Linked DNA regions of Homo sapiens: region 2 is linked to region 1. A link is a loop called in an ENCODE intact Hi-C map of the cell type or tissue named here. Cell type or tissue: Caco-2. All regions are shown on one strand. Links, peaks and the distances in the headings refer to the core of each region. The heading gives the core; the rest is flanking DNA.

Region 1 (6,053 bases), core at 600-5,599:
CTGGGAGCGTTTATAAGAGATTTCTCATGGCTCAGTTCCCCTATAGAAAACCAGGAATTGTAAGTCTTACATAGCTCAAGAAAGAAAGTGAAGGGAGTGAGTCAGAGCCGGCCAAGAATGAGTGAACAGGGTTGGTGGCAGTGTCTCGGGAGGAATTACCAAAAAAGAAATGAAAGGAAAAAAGAAGAAAGAAAAAAAAAAAGGAAAAAGAAAAGCAAAACCAAGTTCCCCCCAACCCCCCACAAAACAGAAAAAAAAGATAAACTTTTAGCAAACTAATGTGGACAGGGGGCCTCTGAACTCCCTGGCAAAGCAGTTGGGCGAGGAAGCGGATGGTTTTCTGGGTCTTCAAGTGCATTCTGCCTCCTTAGTCCAGGCCTTTGTGGACCTGGTCTGGGGGAATATTTAGCAAAGCTGTTTATTTTGCATAAACCCGAGTAATGACCCAGCCCTAGGGGAGGGAATTGTGTGGGGCTGACAGCAGCGTGATTTAAGGGGGAGCCACCTGACCCCTGCCCCTCCCAAACGTCCCCTGCAGAATAAACTCGCTTTCTTCCCAGCCCGCTGCATGTTAATCAATGCCGAAGGCTGAGGCCCGAGAGGCCTATTGTGGGGACAGTCGGGTCCTCCTGGGGCTTTGTGGCAGCTCCAGCTGAGTTCCTTTCTCTCTGCTGCTCACTCTGACTTTCCGGAAAGGCCCCAATCTCACCCTGGAGCTCAGCTTGCTTTCCTGGTTCTTCCCAAGCAATTGTCCGTCTCTCAGATCTGTGCACTTTTTGAAAGCAAAACTCATTAGTATATTTTTTAAATGTGTTTTTGTGACAGATGTCCCTTAGAAAGGACACCCCTTAGAAAGGATAGCTGCCTGGGGCCCGCGTAGCTGATAGCTGCCTGGGACCGGCGTGGCTCCGCTGACTCAGGCTGGGTTTCAGCTACGCCTCTGGGGGACTTTAGCCTTGAGTATACGCAGCCTGGGAGTCTCCAGTGCTCAGAGTGCCTGCTCTGTTCCCTCCTGAGCATTCTGTTCCCTTCTCACTCTCTTTCTAGAGCGCCAGTGTGGGATCAGTTCTTACTGCCAGGGGTGGGGGCTAATCTGTGTCTTGTGTCCTTGAGGACCACAAATGAAGACATGCATTAACCCTTGGGGGGGGGTACCAGTGATTTCAAACCGCCCCCCCATAAATCCCCCCACTTCCATTTTACCTCTTTCCTCCCATATGGTTTTCTTTTCTTTCTTTTTTTTTTTTTTGAGACAGAGTTTTGCCCTTGTTGCCCAGGCTGGAGCGCAGTGGCGCGATCTTGGCTCACTGCAACCTCTGCCTTCTGGTTTCAAGCGATTCTCCTGCCTCAGCCTCCGGAGTAGCTGGGACTACAGGCGCCTGCCACCAAGCCTGGCTAATTTTTGTATTTTTAGTAAAGGCAGGGTTTCACCATGTTGACCAGGCTTGTCTTGAACTCCTGACCTCGTGATCTGCCCGCCTCAGCTTCCCAAAGTTCTGGGATTACAGGCGTGAGCCACTGTACCCGGCCCAGTATGGTTTTCTTTCTAGTGCCTCAATGGGTGCCTCCTTGAGGACCTGGCTGATGGGGAGGGGAGGGGAGGGGCTCCCCGGTGGAGGCTTGGGCCACCAGGCTGTGGACACTGCATGGACCTCAGCCATCCCTGCAGGCTGGCCTGGCTTCCCTCTGTGTCAGCCTTTCCAGCGTTTGCAGCCAGCAATTCTCTCCTTGGAAACTGGGAGGGAAAAGAAAACAACAACAATGAAAAAACAACAACAAAACTAAACGTGTGAACTTGGCTGTAAGTATGGAGCAGAAAAGTTTTGCTTGGATGTGGCACTGGGGAACTGATGGAAGGAACAGTCCTTTGTTAGAAGGGGAGGAAGGGGAAGTGAAGTAGTCTCTCCTTAGAATTGGGGTGAATTGTTATGAATAAAAAATACATACTTCTCAGGGCTGGATGCAGTGGCTCACACCTGTAATCCCAGCACTTTGGGAGGCCAAGGCAGGCAAATCACCTGAGGTCAGGAGTTCGAGACCAACCTGGCCAACATGGTGAAACGCCATGTCTACTAAAAATACAAAAAGTAGCTGGGCATGGTGACATGGGCCTGTAATCCCAGCTGCTCGGGAGGCTGAGGCAGGAGAATTGCTTGAACCTGGGAGGTGAAGGCTACAATGAACTGAGATTGCACCACTGCACTCCAGCCTGGGTGACAGAGCGAGACTCCGTCACAAAAAACAAGAACAGAAACAATAACAAAAACAAAACAAAAACATGCTTCTCAGTAAGTTTCCCTGGGAGGATGGGCCCGGAACCCAGAGACACTTCGTCTGGTCACTGGTCTCCCCTCGTCTTGTAATCCCTTCCTTGCCTCTTTTTAAAAGGAAAGGTTTGAGCCCACTGTGGTTGCTATGGTTTTCTAACCAACACCTTGATATTTGCAAAGGGCTCTGAAGTCATTAGAGCTATTTCTTGCTCATCACCTCCTGGTGAGACAGATGTGACTCTCCCCTCCCATTTTATGGGTGAGGAAACTGAGATTGGAGAAGGCAGACAAGGGCCAGGGTGTCCTGGAGCTGTGTGAAGGTTCTAGGGTTGTGATTCATCAAGCCAACAGTTAGAACTGTCATAGTTTTCCTGTCCCTCTCTGTCCCTGAGTGATCTTGGGCAGGTTGGTTCTCACCTGCCTTGATGGTCTGTGGATCTCATAGCATTAAGTGTGGCTCAGATTTCTCCCTCCCTTCTTTCCCCCACCCTCTCTCCGCCCCACCCTGAGGTCAGCCTGAAGGCAGCCCCCTAGCCCCACCCCAGGCCTAGTGGGAGACTCAGACACACCAGGGGTGTGGGTAGGCGAGGGCCATGACCCCAGAAGGCTGTTTGGGGTCCAGAGGGAGCCCAGAGGGGCCCTGTCTTCCCTGCCTGAGGCAGGGTGGGATCCGGCATGTCTCAGAGATATGAGTATTAGCCAGGCCCACCAAGCTGGGGTGGGGGGGTATTGACAGTAATAAGGAGGTGGTTTCTGTTCTGAAGGGTGAAACTCTGAAGGCCCTAGTGCTGGTGTGGTGGTAACAGCAGTAAAAATTTTAGCACCACCAACAACTGGCATTTTGTTTTGAAGGTGGAAGTGTCAACAGGTCTCTACCATGGCTTCCTTTGAAAAACACACATACACACACACACACACACACACATACACCCACCCCCCCACACACTCACACACACCCATACACACACACACACACACACACACACACACACACACACACAGCCTTCTTCGGAGGCCTTGGCCCTTTTTCTCAAGGAATCCCCAGCTTGGGCGTTAATCCCTCAAGAGTCACCAAGAGTTAACTCTTGAGAAGCTCGTTTATTCATTTTTACCCTATGTAGTTCTACAGGCAGCCTCCAAAAATGCATAGTGTGTAACAGGGCTGAACAAAAAGTGGCGGAGATCAGGGGAAAGAAAAAAAGGGGATCATGAAATAGAAATTAACAAGTTGAAGTTGAGGCCAGTGCTTGCCTAGGGGCAGGGGAGGAACGTGTCCACCTCTGTCCCAGGTGGCCTGTGTGAGGGAGAGGGGCTGGGGGAAGAGATTCCTGCACTGTTCCCCATGGGGCTGCCTGCGGGCACATGCCTCTCCCCAGCACCACCCCCACTGACACGCTCCAGCCGCCACGCCCTCTCCATCACAAATGTGGCCACAGCTCCTGGTCTTGTCCGGGTCAGCCTCAGAAGTAGCAAACTCCCCGTGTTGACTTCCTGTTAGGGGAACGAGGATTCCATCCTTTGAGTCCTAAACCTCTGAAACAGCATGGGCCCCTGCTCCCTGGCTCTGCCCAGAGTTGTCAGAGATTCAGAGAATCGTCTCTCAGTTTTGCTCAAGAGCCTGAACACTACCGCTTTCCTACTAAAGGCTAAAAATAAATTTTGAAGCAATAAAGGTGATCACAGTAGAGACAGTTCTCCACTTACAATGGCTCGACTTTACTGTGGGTTTACTGGGGCATGGTAAGTTGAGGAGTAAATGTGTTACTTTGTAAGGAGGGCAAAGATTGTAGGCACAGGGTTTTTGGAGGCCAGGGGATTGATTCTGTTGGGTTTCTAGTCTCCTCTGGATGACATCACCAACCTGAAATCCCTTACCTGTGTCATAACAAAGGACACTTTGTGTAATTTTCTTAGATACTCACATCTTTACCACTCTATTCTGGAAAAAAATACCCATTTAGGCCTTGCCGTTAACATGTCTGATCTCAGGCCTGAAGATCTCTTAGAGACTCAGTTTCCCTTTCTGTACAATGAGTGGGTTTGACTGATACTCATGCTGAGCTGGTATCTTTTATCCTGTATTTATATAACATGGTCACCTCTTTAGGGTGCTAACATTTTATGAGACCTCTTTAAGGTGCTAAAGTCTCATGATATCATCCAGTAACTCTACCCCATGAAGGGACATTTTATTACTCATTAGGCATCAATGTCAGGTTCAGCAAGTCTTATCTTGATGCTGACCCTTGGGAACTGCACCTTTCTGCTTTCCACCGTTCAGAGGAGTTGATACACTGTGATTTTCAGTGAAGGGGGACCACAGGTCCCCTTCACCTGTGGTCTTTTCTTGTTGCTGTTTTGTGGAGTGGTTTCCATCCACCCCCTACTCCCTCGAAATTAGGGTTAAAACGCAATGGCATAAGGCACTGATATAGATTAAAACACACACACACACACACACACACACACACACACACACAAAATGATTGTCATAAAGAAAATCATTCCAGTCCTGTGAGTTTGGGATTATATTTTCCCCAGACATTTACTGTGTTTATAGAGAAAAATAAATATCTCTGTAAACATGTGTTGTATTTACAGTGAAAATAAATATCTAAATAAATATTAAGCTTTTAAAATTGGAGCACTCGCAGAAGGAAATGCAAATGGATGTGAGCGAGGGCTGCCTCACTTGGGGCGTGCATGCCTGGATTCGCACTGAATTGGGGTGCGTTTGTCTTTCTTTCCAGCTCGGAGTGCAGAGCCATGCTTCAGGGAGGGGAAATGAACATTTATGGAGCACCCACTATGGGCTCGACACTTTACAAAGAGAGCTTCATTTTATCACCACCCGGCTCTGGGTGGCAAGGAGTATCTGTGTTACTTTGTAAAGAGGGCAAAGATTGTGGGCACAGCGTTTTCGGAGGATTCTGTTGGTTTCTAGTCTCCTCTGGATGACATCACCAATCTGAAGTCCCTTGCTTGTATCATAACAAAGTGTCCTTTGTTATTTTCTCAGATAGAGAAAATAGATGAGGAAACTGCAGCTCAGAGAGGTGAAGCGACTTGTCCAAAATGACAGTTACCAGTTGGGGTAGCTGGATGTTGTTCTCACCCAGAATGAAAGAGCAAGTTATGGAACAAATCTGTACATGGCTGCTGGTGCTAAGACTTTTCTAAATCCAGGACCAGGGTTAGAAAAGCCAGGAGCTATGGCAGTTGTCAGCACGTGGCACCTCCAGACACAGAAACGAAAGGGTCTGCGGTGGAGTCCTTTTTCCTCTACTCCCTCCGGGAGGGCCTGGCTGCTCACGCATTTACGCCTCTCTCCAAACACTGGGTCCTTCACTGGAAACTCCTCTGAAGGACAGCAAGCCTCCTGCACCCCGCCAGGAGAGCTCTTTCCTGGAGATCAATCTGCAGAGAGCAGGCTCATTGTGAGCCATTGTGAGCCAGAGCAGGCTGCAGCTGGGCCTCATCTGTGCATTTGTGTTTTACAAGCAGGCGTCTTGGTGGGAGATGGGTTTTGCAGATCAGTGTAATATAGAAGCAAACACTTGAGGATGGGAGGGAGAGCACGTTTCTCACTTTAGGGGTTTGCTTCCAGGACTTCCTTTTTTGGAAGTATGTTCTTTTTCTCTCTCATACACACTTGTGTGTACACACACATACACACACACACACACACACACATACACACATGCACACACATTCCACCCCACAGCCTGTTCCTCAGGCTGCAGCTTCCCCAAGGAAGGCGAGTGCCCCGAGCCTGCTCCTAGC
Region 2 (6,053 bases), core at 444-5,443, 50 kb before region 1:
GTGTGGTCCCCGGCAGGACCCATCTCTCACTGGGCCTGTTTCCCACCTTTTACATCAGGGCAAGGGTCCTATCTGATGTCACCAAAGAACCCTGAGTAGCTCCTAGCAGAGGGTGCTTGACATTTTCCCTAGTTCGAAATTAGCAGTCAGCACACGTGTCTGTTAAGGGCCAGAGAGTAAAGATTTCAGTCTTTCCAGGCCATACGTATGGTCTCTGTCACAACTACTCTCCTCTGCCACTGGAGCTCAAAAGCAGCATAGATGGTATGTGCATGATCGAGCAGGGCTGTGTCCCAGTGAAATGAGCAGTGGACAGATTTGGCCTCAGGCTGTAGTTTGCTAATCCTTACTTTGATTGCCTAATGGCATTAGATGGAATCTGCATAAAATTAGTACATCCAGCCCTACTTGGGTACAAGCTCCATTTCTTGTGTCTTTATAGTGGGTGCAGGTGGGGCTTGGAGGGTCTCCGTCCCTTCCTGTCACTTTGCTGGCTGGGAAATCAGAAGACCAACTGCTAACTGACTAGCCTGGAGCAGCCTTTGTTGCTCTGAACCTCACTTTCCCCATCTGTAAAATGGGAAGGTTGGACTATGGTTTCTCAAAGATTCTTTCCAGCTCCAAAATGTTCTGAATTCTAGTTAGAAAGGAAATTAACGTTTTCTTCCCTGGAGGTTGTGGTTTCAGTTTGTGTCTTTGGTCACCAAGACAAAGTGGATAGGGTAATTTGGTGTTGTGATCTGCACCCCAAAGGGCACTTACTTTCTGGGGCACCCCATCCTAGCAGAGACCCCTCAGTCTCAGGAGCCAGTTGGGTAGGGATAATCCTTATTGCTTTCTTGGCCCACATAGTGTCCTGAAAATAAGGCTTCACCTGTGAGTTGCTGCATGATTCCAGGTGATGAACGTTAACCTCTCTAGCCTCCTGTTCTCCACCTGGAATTGCCCCCTGTGTAGACTGGGTGGGAGGAGCAGGTGAGGAAAAAAAGGAGAAAGAAGCTGGGCACGGTGGCTCATATCTATAATCCCAGCACTTTCGGAGGCTGAGGTGGGTGGATCACTTGAGGTCAGGAGTTCGAGACCAGTCTGGCCAGCATGGTAAAACCTCGTCTCTACTAAAAATACAAAAAATAGGCAGCCATGGTGGTGCACGCCTGTAATCCCAGCTGTTCGGGAGGCTGAGGCATGAGAATCACTTGAACCCGGGAGGTGGAGGTTGCAGTGAGCCGAGATTGTGCCACTGCACTCCAGCCTGGGTGACAGAGTAAGACTCTGTCTCAAAAATATAAACTAAAAATGAAGGAGAAAGAGATGCTTTGGAAATGCAAACAGCGCTAGGGCTTCATTAAGACGATGACATGTCTTGTGGTTGTTCCAAGGGAAGACATGCTATACAGGGAGGAAACATCCCCACTTGGCTTCAAGGAACTAGATCAGTCCTGGTTCAGCCAAGGCCCAGGCACGCCCACGTGGGCCTGGACTTTCTGCCGTGCTCACATGCTGCAGCTGCCAGTTGGCTGGGGCTGGCTGCCTCCAGTCTCCTTCTCAGACACTCCGCCCAGTTTTGGGTGGCCTGGGGACTGGAGAGGTGCTCCCTGGGAGACCTGGAAAGCAAACGGCACAGCAGTCGGGAGCCCCGGTCAGCTTCTTGTGCTGACTTGGCTCATTCTACCACTAATGAACTCGGGACACTGCCTGGACTCTTTCCTGATTGGAATCATGGGATGGGGTGGTACCCGCATGGATACCTCTGTTTCTGTGGCAAATCATCCACTTAGTAAATATTCATTACTTATTAGGTTCCAGGTATTGTGCCTGGAATACGTGGTAGTATTATGTAGATATTGTTGCTGAGGTTTTCCTAATTGCCAGGCATCAGACTAAATATTACACAGGTTAGCCCATTTGATCCTCACAACAACCCTTTCCAATTTACAGATGGGAAAACTGAGGCTAAGTGGAATTATCTAAGTCAGTCAGCTGGTTAGAGGCAGAGCCAGGATCTGGGTCTGTAACTGGACATCACTGGGGGCTCTGCCTTTCCCCAGGTCAGCTGGGAGATGTCACTAGGGGGGTCCGAAGCACGACTAGACCTACTCGTGTGTTGTCATTTGTGGAGTGGGCCTGGTTTAGATCTCCCCCGTCAGTCATTCTGGTTTCTTGCCGTGGAGTGGCCTCCCTTCCACCTTCTTCAAAGCCACCCAATTGGGGTCATTTTCCTAGCTTGCTGGATGGAGCTAATTACAGCATGCTCCTGGTCCCTGGCCCTTCCATGTGCATCTGTCTGGTGAGAGATAGGTGGAGTTCTGGGCTCTCTGTTTCTGGCTGCTCAGCAAAAATCACTCAGAAGAGGTTTTGTGAAAGCCTTTGTGGGCCTCAGCCATAACTGGCTGGGCCTGGGAGGTGCCCAGGTATCTGCATCGTTAGAGCAAGCTCTCTAAGGGGGCTCTTCACAGCTGCTGGGTCTCCGGGCAGTTGGTAATTTGGTGTGGGCTGAGTGCACAGGTGGTGGTACTGTACCTGTTCTGCAGGGGTCCTGAGGGGCTGGCACCTCTCCGGGCTGTTTTCCAACAGCCCCTGGTCGTGCCGAAGCACCTGTCCTGCCTTTCTGTTCCAGGCCACTCAGGTGTACCAGGTCAAGAGGCAGCCGTGTTTGGTTCCCCTCAATGAGTCTGGCTCTGGCAAAACCATGGCTCAGGCATGGAGCTGGGCAGTCCCAAGCTTGGTCCTCAGCCCTTTCCCTTCAAAGCCAGTTGGGTGAGTTCCTTGACCTCCCTGAGATTCTCTTTTTTCACCTATAAAACCCATGTTTCTAGCTGCATCTCAGAGTTGCTGTGCAGATGGAAGCGTCCTTGTGTTCAGAGGAGTGACAGTGACCGTGTCTTCAGCCCAGGCCTTGCACAGCGCGGGCACCGCAGCTGTTTGTTTGCAGCTCCTGGGAGCAAGCATGGGTTTTAGCTGTGTCTTTCCAGCTCCTAATAAAGTCTTGGCCTGTGGCAAGAGCTCAGCTACTCTGGTTTAGTCTCCAGGTTTGGGGGTTGTGATGGTTAGACCGTCATGGCTTTCCTTGCTTCTCGGGGGCTCTGCGTCTGAAACAAGAGGTGCGAGGAGGGCAACCAATCATCCGGGTTTGCCTGGGACTTAGGGAATTCCTGGAATAGTCCTAGGAAAACCTGAGGCTCTGGCAAGGAAGAACAGTGCTGACTGCTCCATCAGGCTCAGCAGGCACTGTGCTGAGGGCTCGTCATCCTGGGATGGGCCCAAAACGTTTTAATTTTTTAATAATCGGAAGAAAATAAATGAATATAATCCAGCCCAGAAGCCTGGATTATATTCGTCTTTAAACCAACACATTAGTAAAATATAATTTTTAATGTGTCTTATGGAGGAGGAGGTCCACACAGGTAAAAGCGTTTCGAGGTATGAGAGGGACCATGCAGTTCTGGGAGAGACCACTGCACCCAGGGACCCCCTGCCTTCCACGTCTCTTGAAGATCAGGAGGAAGAGAAGACAGCCAAAGAGAACTCCTGCGAGGCTCCTCCTGAGTTTCCAGCGATGGAAGGAAGCGGAGCAATGGCTGTTTCTGGGCCTGCCACCGCCTAGAACTTGGATTGGGGGGTTGGTGAACTTGGATTGGGGGATGGATTGGGGGATTGGATTGGAGCAGGCTGAATGTCAGCCCTGGAAACTGCCACTGGCCTCCCAGAGTGAGCTGGGAGATCCTGGTGTTCAGATGTTCCTGCCTTGGCTGCGTGGGGGGCAGGGGCGGGGGGGCGGTGGTTCCTATTTGGAGCCAGGGAGTTGATTTAATACAGCTGAGGCCAAGACCCAGCGTGGAGCCTACGACTGCAGCTGGATCCCTGCCAGCCCTCTTTCCCAGCCGCATGTGGCTCCAAATCCCAGAAAGGGAGAAACCCGCTGTGGGGAGGGGGTGCAGCAGATGTCACTGTCCCCACATGGTACTTCTTGTTTATCTTTTATTAAAGGCAGGCGCTTAGGCAGGGGCAGTGCTCAGAGCAGCCCTTGTGAGCGGGCCATGGTGGCGGCCTCCCTCAGAAGCTGTGGGAAGAGGGAGAAGGCATGAATAATGCAGGCTGCATCTTGACGGAGCTTGTCCGGCCCCCGCAGACCGCGCAGCGCGCACCTGAGCAAGCACTTTGAATGCCTCTGGCTTCTGAACTTGAGAAGGAAGCTCCCGGGATGGGCCTGACTCCGCCGCCTGGTTGCAATAGTCCTGGAAGGGGCGGCGGAGCAAGCAGAAGCCTCCTGCCCTGGCCCGTGGGTTTGCACCAGCTAGAACGTGGGGCTCCTCCATTAAGAGCTCCTTGGCGTTGGGAGCTACGCAGCCTCACCCCTCATCTTATCACACCAGGAGACCGGCGAGCAGAGTGGGGATGGCCACACAGGGAGTTCGCAGCAGGGTGGTGCTCTGCCTACCGACTCGCCCCTGGGGTTGTCCCTGTCGCCTCAGCCTTTCTCTTTATTTTGGGTGGAGGCAGGGTACTCAGGACAGGGATGAAAACTTAGGTCTGTTTTTCATTGTTCATCCTATTCTTGGCAACTTTTGCAGAAGGCGCTGGCAGGAAGGAGACCCTGGGGAGGGAAGAGTTGGAGGAGAAAGAAGTCTCCTTGGCACCTTTGCCTTTCCTGCTAAAAATGGTGGCAGTTCTGCATTTCTACTAAAAATAGCTAGTCCTCTGTCAAGAAGGCCACCCACACTGGGGTGTGGGGACTGGGGACAGCAAGATGTGGGCCCTGGGCCACACATTCTGTGGAGAGGCCTAGAAGCTCACAGATAGTCACTTTTCTTAGGAAGAAGGAAGGAGTGGCAGGAAGGGGCTGGGATGCCATCTCTGGAGAGCGGAGCGGCACTCCTGCCCCTGTGTGACAAGGACAGGTCTGCACACTCTGTCATGTATTACTCTAAGTGGCTTTAATATTAAATGGATGATGAAGGCAAGGATAAACAAACTGTAGCTTACCATATAATGGAATAGTATTCAACCATCAAAAGGAAGGAGATTCTGACACATGCTGCAACATGGATGAACCCCAAGGATATGCGCTAAGTGAAACAAGCCAGACACTAGAGGACACGTCCTCATGATTCTACTTATATGAGGCCCCTAGGGTAGTCAAATTCAGAGAGACAGAAAGTAGAATCGCAGCTGTCAGCGGCTGGGGAAGAGGGGAATGAGGAGTTAATGTTTAATGTGCACAGAGTTTCAGTTTGGGAAGATGGAAAAGTTTTGAAGATTCACAACAATGTGAATGTATTTGATGCCACTGAACTGTACACTTAAAAATGGTTAAAATGGTAAGTCTTATGTTATATATATTTTACCATCATTTTAAAAAAATTAAATGGGTGTCGTTGATTCCTCTCTTCCTCTCAACCTCCCATATAGAATGACTAGAATCCAGGTGTTTATCTTTTATGCCAATAGTGATGATGATGATGATGATCATGATGATGATGATGATGGCGGCAATTGTGTTCTTTTGTAGAGAAAGTAAGGTAACTCTCTGGGGTAACCAGGGCAGACCCTGTGAGTATTGGATCCTAGTGCCAAGCTTGGAGCACTCTGGCATTTGGGGGTCTCCCTATGGAATTGCTAAAGCTACCATTGGACAAGCCCCACTCATCTATGCAGAACTTCTAACCAAGTTTCCAGTCCCTCTTCTTTAAATGTGAGTGGACACCCAGGGTTTAAGTGACATCTGAAGAAAGGCTGCTATGTGAAAGAGCAACGTCCACATGGACGACTGGGAAAGCATGGTTCCCAAAGCAGCGGAATTCAGGAGGAGATGAAAATGTAAACAGAAAATTGACCTCCCACCCATTGGTATCCTCAGAAAGGCCCAAGAAAGCATTGCATCCATAAAACAAGAACAGGATGCTATGAAATAAGAATATTTGGAGAACAAAAAAGAGCTTTAGATTAAAAATATGATAGTTGAAATAAAAAGTTCATTAAAGGGATACATGACATTTCATGAAAAGAAGAAGAAAGCAAAGACTGGAACATCTGAAAGGAAAGCTGAGAAAGAT

Evidence for each region. Hi-C counts contacts between places; a loop is a spot of excess contacts. Peaks named below come from ENCODE experiments on the same cell type or tissue, not always from the same donor. Only the 100,000 strongest peaks of a DNase experiment are listed, where the experiment ranks them.
Region 2: a loop joins it to region 1, with 6 times the contacts of the local background. A loop is called at or near these places in 2 of 110 quality-filtered maps.

What each region holds. Positions count from the first base shown.
Region 1 is chr2:120,893,467-120,899,519 of GRCh38, forward strand. The region is part of intron 2 of GLI2 (GLI family zinc finger 2); the gene reads left to right. Among named protein-coding and RNA genes, the nearest start is that of GLI2, 160 kb to the left of the region's middle. In Caco-2, for the core only: no CTCF peak of the experiment used is centred there; DNase peaks (open chromatin) are centred at 934 and 3,605.
Region 2 is chr2:120,843,994-120,850,046 of GRCh38, forward strand. All of the region lies in intron 2 of GLI2 (GLI family zinc finger 2), which reads left to right. Among named protein-coding and RNA genes, the nearest start is that of GLI2, 110 kb to the left of the region's middle. RefSeq lists an enhancer at 2,166-2,666. In Caco-2, for the core only: no CTCF peak of the experiment used is centred there; no DNase peak of the experiment used is centred there.